Regions from separate parts of the Mus musculus genome. Here region 2 is linked to region 1. A link is a loop called in an ENCODE intact Hi-C map of the cell type or tissue named here. Cell type or tissue: left cerebral cortex. All regions are shown on one strand. Each heading gives the region's core, and the rest is flanking DNA. Links, peaks and the distances in the headings are about the cores only. Region 1 overlaps Gm39952 (a long non-coding RNA gene). Region 2 overlaps Slc24a3 (solute carrier family 24 (sodium/potassium/calcium exchanger), member 3).

What was found. A loop is a pair of places that touch in the nucleus more often than their neighbours do. Peaks named below come from ENCODE experiments on the same cell type or tissue, not always from the same donor. Only the 100,000 strongest peaks of a DNase experiment are listed, where the experiment ranks them.
Region 2: it touches region 1 in a loop (4-fold over the local background); 3 of 42 quality-filtered maps call a loop at or near these places.

What each region holds. Positions count from the first base shown.
Region 1 is chr2:144,894,896-144,897,816 of GRCm38, reverse strand. All of the region lies in intron 2 of Gm39952 (a long non-coding RNA gene), which reads right to left. Among named protein-coding and RNA genes, the nearest start is that of Gm39952, 68 kb to the right of the region's middle. In left cerebral cortex, for the core only: a CTCF peak has its summit at 1,209; a DNase peak (open chromatin) is centred at 1,154.
Region 2 is chr2:145,592,722-145,595,642 of GRCm38, reverse strand. The region is part of intron 8 of Slc24a3 (solute carrier family 24 (sodium/potassium/calcium exchanger), member 3); the gene reads right to left. Among named protein-coding and RNA genes, the nearest start is that of Gm52530, 2.5 kb to the right of the region's middle. In left cerebral cortex, for the core only: no CTCF peak of the experiment used is centred there; a DNase peak (open chromatin) is centred at 1,644.

The sequences.
Region 1 (2,921 bases), core at 272-2,771:
AATGGCTGCTGAAGTGGGACACTTTCTCAGACTCTCTCAGGTCTCTGGGATGGATAAGGCTGTTGAGACTCACTTGACTATTGTGTAAGCTAATCACAGAAGGCTTGTTATTTATGCTATGGCTGTACTTGGCCCTCAAAGTCACCTTCTCAATAAGCTCTGGTGCAGAAAGAACATGAAAAGAAACAGTAAAGATTTCCCTCTGGTGGCTGTGGTCACAAAGGTCCACTTTACACCCACACAAGCCAAGATTTGAGCTTCACAGTAACCTTACAAAAGCAACTGCAAAACATTAGTGGGACTGAAATTGCTTAGGAAAGGTACTCCCACTGGCCTCTTATCAGTAAACTGTCTTACCAAAAGGACAATAATATAGTGCATTTGTGGCTATTTAGAACTGCTTTTTGCAATTCAAAATTCATAATTACATCCTGCTTGACATTTTGATGTCTATTAGGTATGCGATTTCCTCTCTAGTCTGAACAAAGTTTCTTACTAAGATCATTTATTACAAACCATCTCAGTCCCACTGGTCTCCAACTTCAGGGACCCACAGTTAGGTAAGGTTCAAATAGAATACTCAAGAAAAGACAATGAGATTTTAAAAGTTAGCTTTGTGCACATTCACTAAAAATAATTGCTCTTGATAGTTCAAGGGTGTGACCCATGTTTGGTCAACTTTACTGTTGTGTAGGGCTCCACACCTAAGAATAAGTATATTGTCAAATTAGACCGAGTAGAATATTTTTTTAAAGAGAAGCAGAGTTGGGAGAGAGTAGAAAGATGAGTATGGATCCGGGAGGAGCTGGGGGAAGGACTATGAGTTAAATAGAACCAAAATATATTACACAAAATTCTCAAAGAATTAATAACATTTTAATTACCTCATTTGACTGTGCCCACCAGAGGACTTGCACTGCATGTTAGTCATCACTGGTTTGCTTTTACCAGAGTCATCTCTTTGTCAGCTTTAAGTGTCCAAACCTGACTATGCAAGTGGTTTTAGGGGCAAAACAAGAAAAGAAGGAGCTAGGTTCAATGGTGGGACACCAGCTAGCTGAAAAACAATCATGGCAAGAAAAGAGGCTCAAATCTCCACAGTGAGAGGCCGAAATTCACCTCCAACACTGAAGACAGGAGCGTAGTACTTCCAACAGATATGACCAGGACTTTGCTGCCACCTACCCTCCACCCTTAGATCTGTCATCACCTCCAAATACCAAAAAGCAACCATGTGCCACTCTCTTCTAGTGTGTAACTCTATCTGCCAAGTGTGTAAATCTGACTCTTAGAGTACATCCCTGCATCTTCTGGTGGGAAAGAACCAGAAGACCTCACAACACTCAAAGGAGGGTAGAGGGACAAAACAGCCATGACATCACAGCAAGTCAGCTGTGTAGACTCACAGAGCCCCCTCCCCAGATGGCAGCCGACTGAAGCTCCTGGTCTGAAGAGCAGTATGTAAAGGAGATGTTGAGAGGCAGAGCTGCAGAGTGTTGGTGTCCTAGTTCGCTTCCTATTGCTTGAGAAAACCGTAACCAAAAGCAATTTGAGGAAAGATTTATTTCATCTTACAGCTTACAGTCCCAGCTGAGGAGAAGCCAGGGCAGGAGCTCAAACAGGAACCTGGAGCTGAAGCAAGAACTGAGGCCGAGGCTGCTTGCTGACTCACTCTCCATAACTTACTTGGTTTACTTTCTTATACAACTCAGGACCACCTGAGCAGGGTGATACCACCCCCAGTGGATTGGGCCCTCCCACATCAATCATTAATCAACAAAATACCACACAGACTCGTCTACAGGCAAATCTGAGGAAGGCATTTTCTCAGTTGAGGTTCTCTCTTCCCAGATGACTGTAGCTTGTGTTGTTTGACCAAACAAACAAACAAACAGAACAACAACAAAAAACCTCACCACATTAAGTGGAAACTTAAAAGATTCTTTGGAAAGTCAGTTATGTTGGATGGTGTTTTGCTGGGGCAAACACGTGAAGGAACATTTTGCTAAAGCAGAAGATACAGGTGAAAGGCTAAGGCAGACTCATGAAGGAACGTTTCACTGAAGCAAACTCAGGAAGGAACGTTTCACTGAAAGGATCATGGGTGAAAAGGTGTTCTGCTAAAGCAAGCACATAAAAGGACACTTGATGAAGGATTCTTCGCTAAAGGCACACATGTATTGGTCCTTCTTTCATTGTGTGGTTGAGTTCCTTGTGTTGGGACTCCACAGAGAGAAATGCACCACAAAACTCCTAGTAGTGTATTGCAGCTTCTTGCCTCTTCCATGAACTCTGGCCGATTGACAGAATGATGTCAGCCGAGACAGACTCATGTGATGAGGCAAGACATATGGTGAGATAAGACCCATAGAGTACATGTGACATTTAAAGGAAGTATAAACAGGACTTAAAGGACAGTGAAGGGGCTGAGCTTGGCTTGTTTGCATAACTAAACACTTCTTGATCATGAGTCTTTACTGATCTTTGCTTCACTGAGAGAGGCACAACTGAGAACTTCCTGGCATTCCCGTTGGCCCTGGTTCCTCCTGCTGACTCGGGCCAATTCAGCTGAGGCCTAGCTGTTCCCGCTAGGTCCTGCCACCTCTGCTGCTATCCCAACACTACTAAACTGGACTGCTGGTGTATCTATAAAGTGTTTGCGAGTAGATCAAGTTGCCGAACTGCTGATTTCCTGACAACACAGATGAGATTTGCTCCAAAGAATCATTTCTAAAAAGGTCCACTTGCCCTGTATCCTTTTTTTTTTTCACTTCCTCTGGTGGGTGGTGACCTAGAAGGGAGATTAAAGCGTTTAAGAACTCTTTGAAAACAAAGTTACAAGCACAGTTATGACCTATTGTCTTATGTTGAGGCGCTCAAAAGTCAGACTGGCAAGAAGTTGAATGCGAACAGTTTGTTTA
Region 2 (2,921 bases), core at 219-2,718, 700 kb before region 1:
CCTGCACCATGACCTAATAGATGCATCTCTCTTGTTTTCAGTTCTAAGTGTCTTTTGTATGCTACCTAACAGAGAGATGTCTCTATCTCTTGCCCAGAGTAGAACTCTACTGTACTGAGGCAACAACTGATCTCAAGAAAGGGAAGTCTAGCCTTCAGTTCCTAGGATCAATAATGATTGGTCTAAAGTTGTAATTGTTACTCCTGTCCCAGTCATCATGATGGTTGTTTGTAAAAATGATCTTCTCTTAAAAGCATCCCAACTGATTGCTGGCTTCCACTCCTTGCTTGAACATAAACACATGGCACAACAAGCTTTAAGAATGGTCAAGGAATCTCAATCCGGCAACACTTTTTATTTTTTATATAGTTAACCCTATTTATTTACAGGTTCTACTTCTGTAACTCAACCAACTACAGATTGAAAAATATTTTAAAAATTCTTCTGTACTGAACAAACACAGATGCCTTTTTTTTTTCTTCCCATCATTCACATCATGGTCACTTTTAGCACCAACTTAACACAATCTAGAATCACCTGAGAAGGTTGCCTGGGTGAGCATGGTGTGAGGAAGTTTATCTAGATTAATGGGAAGAGATGCCCACTGTAGGTGGCATTATTCCTTAGGCAGTTGATATTGGACTGTATAAAATGGAGAAACTGAACTTAACACTAGAATGCAGCATTCATTCACTGCTCTCTGCTTCTGACTGTAGATGCAATGCCACCAATTCTCTGAGGATTCTGCTGCTGTGACTTCTCTGCTAGTCTGTACTAGAACTGTGAGCTAAAACAAGCCCATTGGTTCCCAAAGTCGCTTTTGTCATGTTATTTTATCCCAGCTGTGGGAAATTAAGTTAAGACAATTCCATGAACAATGTAGTGTAGTGGTTCTCAACCTTCCTAATGCTGTGACCCTTTAATACAATTCTTCATGTAGTGGTGACCCCCACCCATAAAATTATTTTTTGTCACTATTTCATAACTTCAATTTTGTTATTGTTATGAATCATGATATAAATATCTGATATGCAGGATGGTCTTAGGCAACCCCTTTGAAAGGGTCCTTTGACCTCTCCCCAAAGGGGTTGAGACCTACATGTTGCAAACTGTTGATCCAATGTAATGATATGTAATACATGAGAACACCTCAACTCTGCTATTTAAACAGCATTTACATTACATTGATTATTAATGATCTGGAGGTGTCTTAAAGCATATGGAAGAAAGTGTGTAAATACCATTACAGTTTACATACAGACTTGAACAACCATAGATTCTGCTATCATCTGTAGTCCTGAAACCAATTCTTCACAAATCCTGAGAGACTACTGCATTTGTATTTGGCAATACAAATTCATTTTCTTAGGAACACTCTTTCAAAATCAACACAGTTGCAATCAGCTTCCTTCTGAAGATAGAAAGTGAGCTAATCACCTGCCTTAACATCTCTAGGAGCTGCTGGACTATCTTGCAACAGTGAAATTCAGCTTGGAAGGTGTCACCAAATCCCTGCTGCAGCTTCACTGTGTATGCTGAAGAGTTTGGTTTTAAAGGGAAAGATGAGTTCCTGCCCACGCCCTTCCAGATAAGGCAGTGCTTGGTAGGTAGGAAAACAGGAGAAGCAAACAGTGAGAAGCATTTTCAAGTTCAATATAATTTGCATCTCCTAACATGAGGAACTGAAATCCCTGGAATTCCCCGAGCAGCAAAGGGCCAGTAGTGCAGAGTTTAATTTCCCAGTCTCACTCATATGAGAAATTCTCTCTGTCAGCCCATGCATGCAATAACAGTGATTACACAACAGGCTGGCACTCAGAATGATGGGACCGAGTGCCCTGGGAGCCCTTAGCTCAGGTCTTTGGAAGCAAACACTGAGAGATTTTTAACTCTACCATCCCCCAGGGCTAGCACCAAGTTGCACACCACTTGTGATATACATCTGTGGCCCTCCTGGCTCTATCCACACTCCTGATTCCATGTATAGGACTGTTGGTGCTCGGGATGTAGGCACTGAGGGCCTGCTTCATTACAGAATCTCTATCCTAGCATTGGTTTACCTAACATCACAAGGGGGAGGGAGAGAGAGAGAGAGAGAGAGAGAGAGAGAGAGAGAGAGAGAGAGAGAGAGAGAGAGAGAACACACTTTTGTGGTTGAATAGGAATGGCGCCTATAGGCTCATATATTTGAATGTTTGGTCATTAAGGAATGGAACTCCTTGAGAGGGACTAGGAGGTGTGACATTGTTGGAGGAAGTATGTCACTGGGGTTGGGCTTTGGAGTTTCTGAAGCTCAAGCCAGACCCAGTGGTTCTCTCTTCTCTTCTTTCTGCCTTCGAATTCTGATGTAGAACTCTCAGCTACCATGTCTGCCTGCATGCTTCCTGCCATGACAATAATGGATTAAACCTCTGAAACTGTAAGCCAGCCCTAATTAAATGCTTTCTCTTATAAGAGTTGCCCTGGTCATAGTGTCTCATTACAACTACAGAGCAGTGACTATGATTCCTTTGGAATGAAGAAAAAAAATCACTCCCTTTTCTGGCTCTAAGACATGTTAGTTATTTCAAAGGGTTCTGTACCAGCCAAAGCTGGTTCACTGGCCTGTCTGCATTCATCTCTCCCTGATGTGGATCTCATGTAGTGCAGTTCTATGAGATAGCACAAATGAGTGCTTCCCCAAGATCCCAAGGTCCTTTCCCTGAGATGACCCTTCAGCAGTGGTGGACAGTGGCTGAGGTCGGCAGTGACCCTGATGTGCCACACTTGAGGGCAGCATCCCTGGCAGACGTGGGGACCTGGGGTACTCCTAGTCATGCTGACCCCTTTTAGGCTTTTGATCACTATTACTTTAAAAACATTATTTTTTTATGCATCAGTATGAAGAGCTAGGTTCTTTTAAAAGTAGACTGTATGTGCTT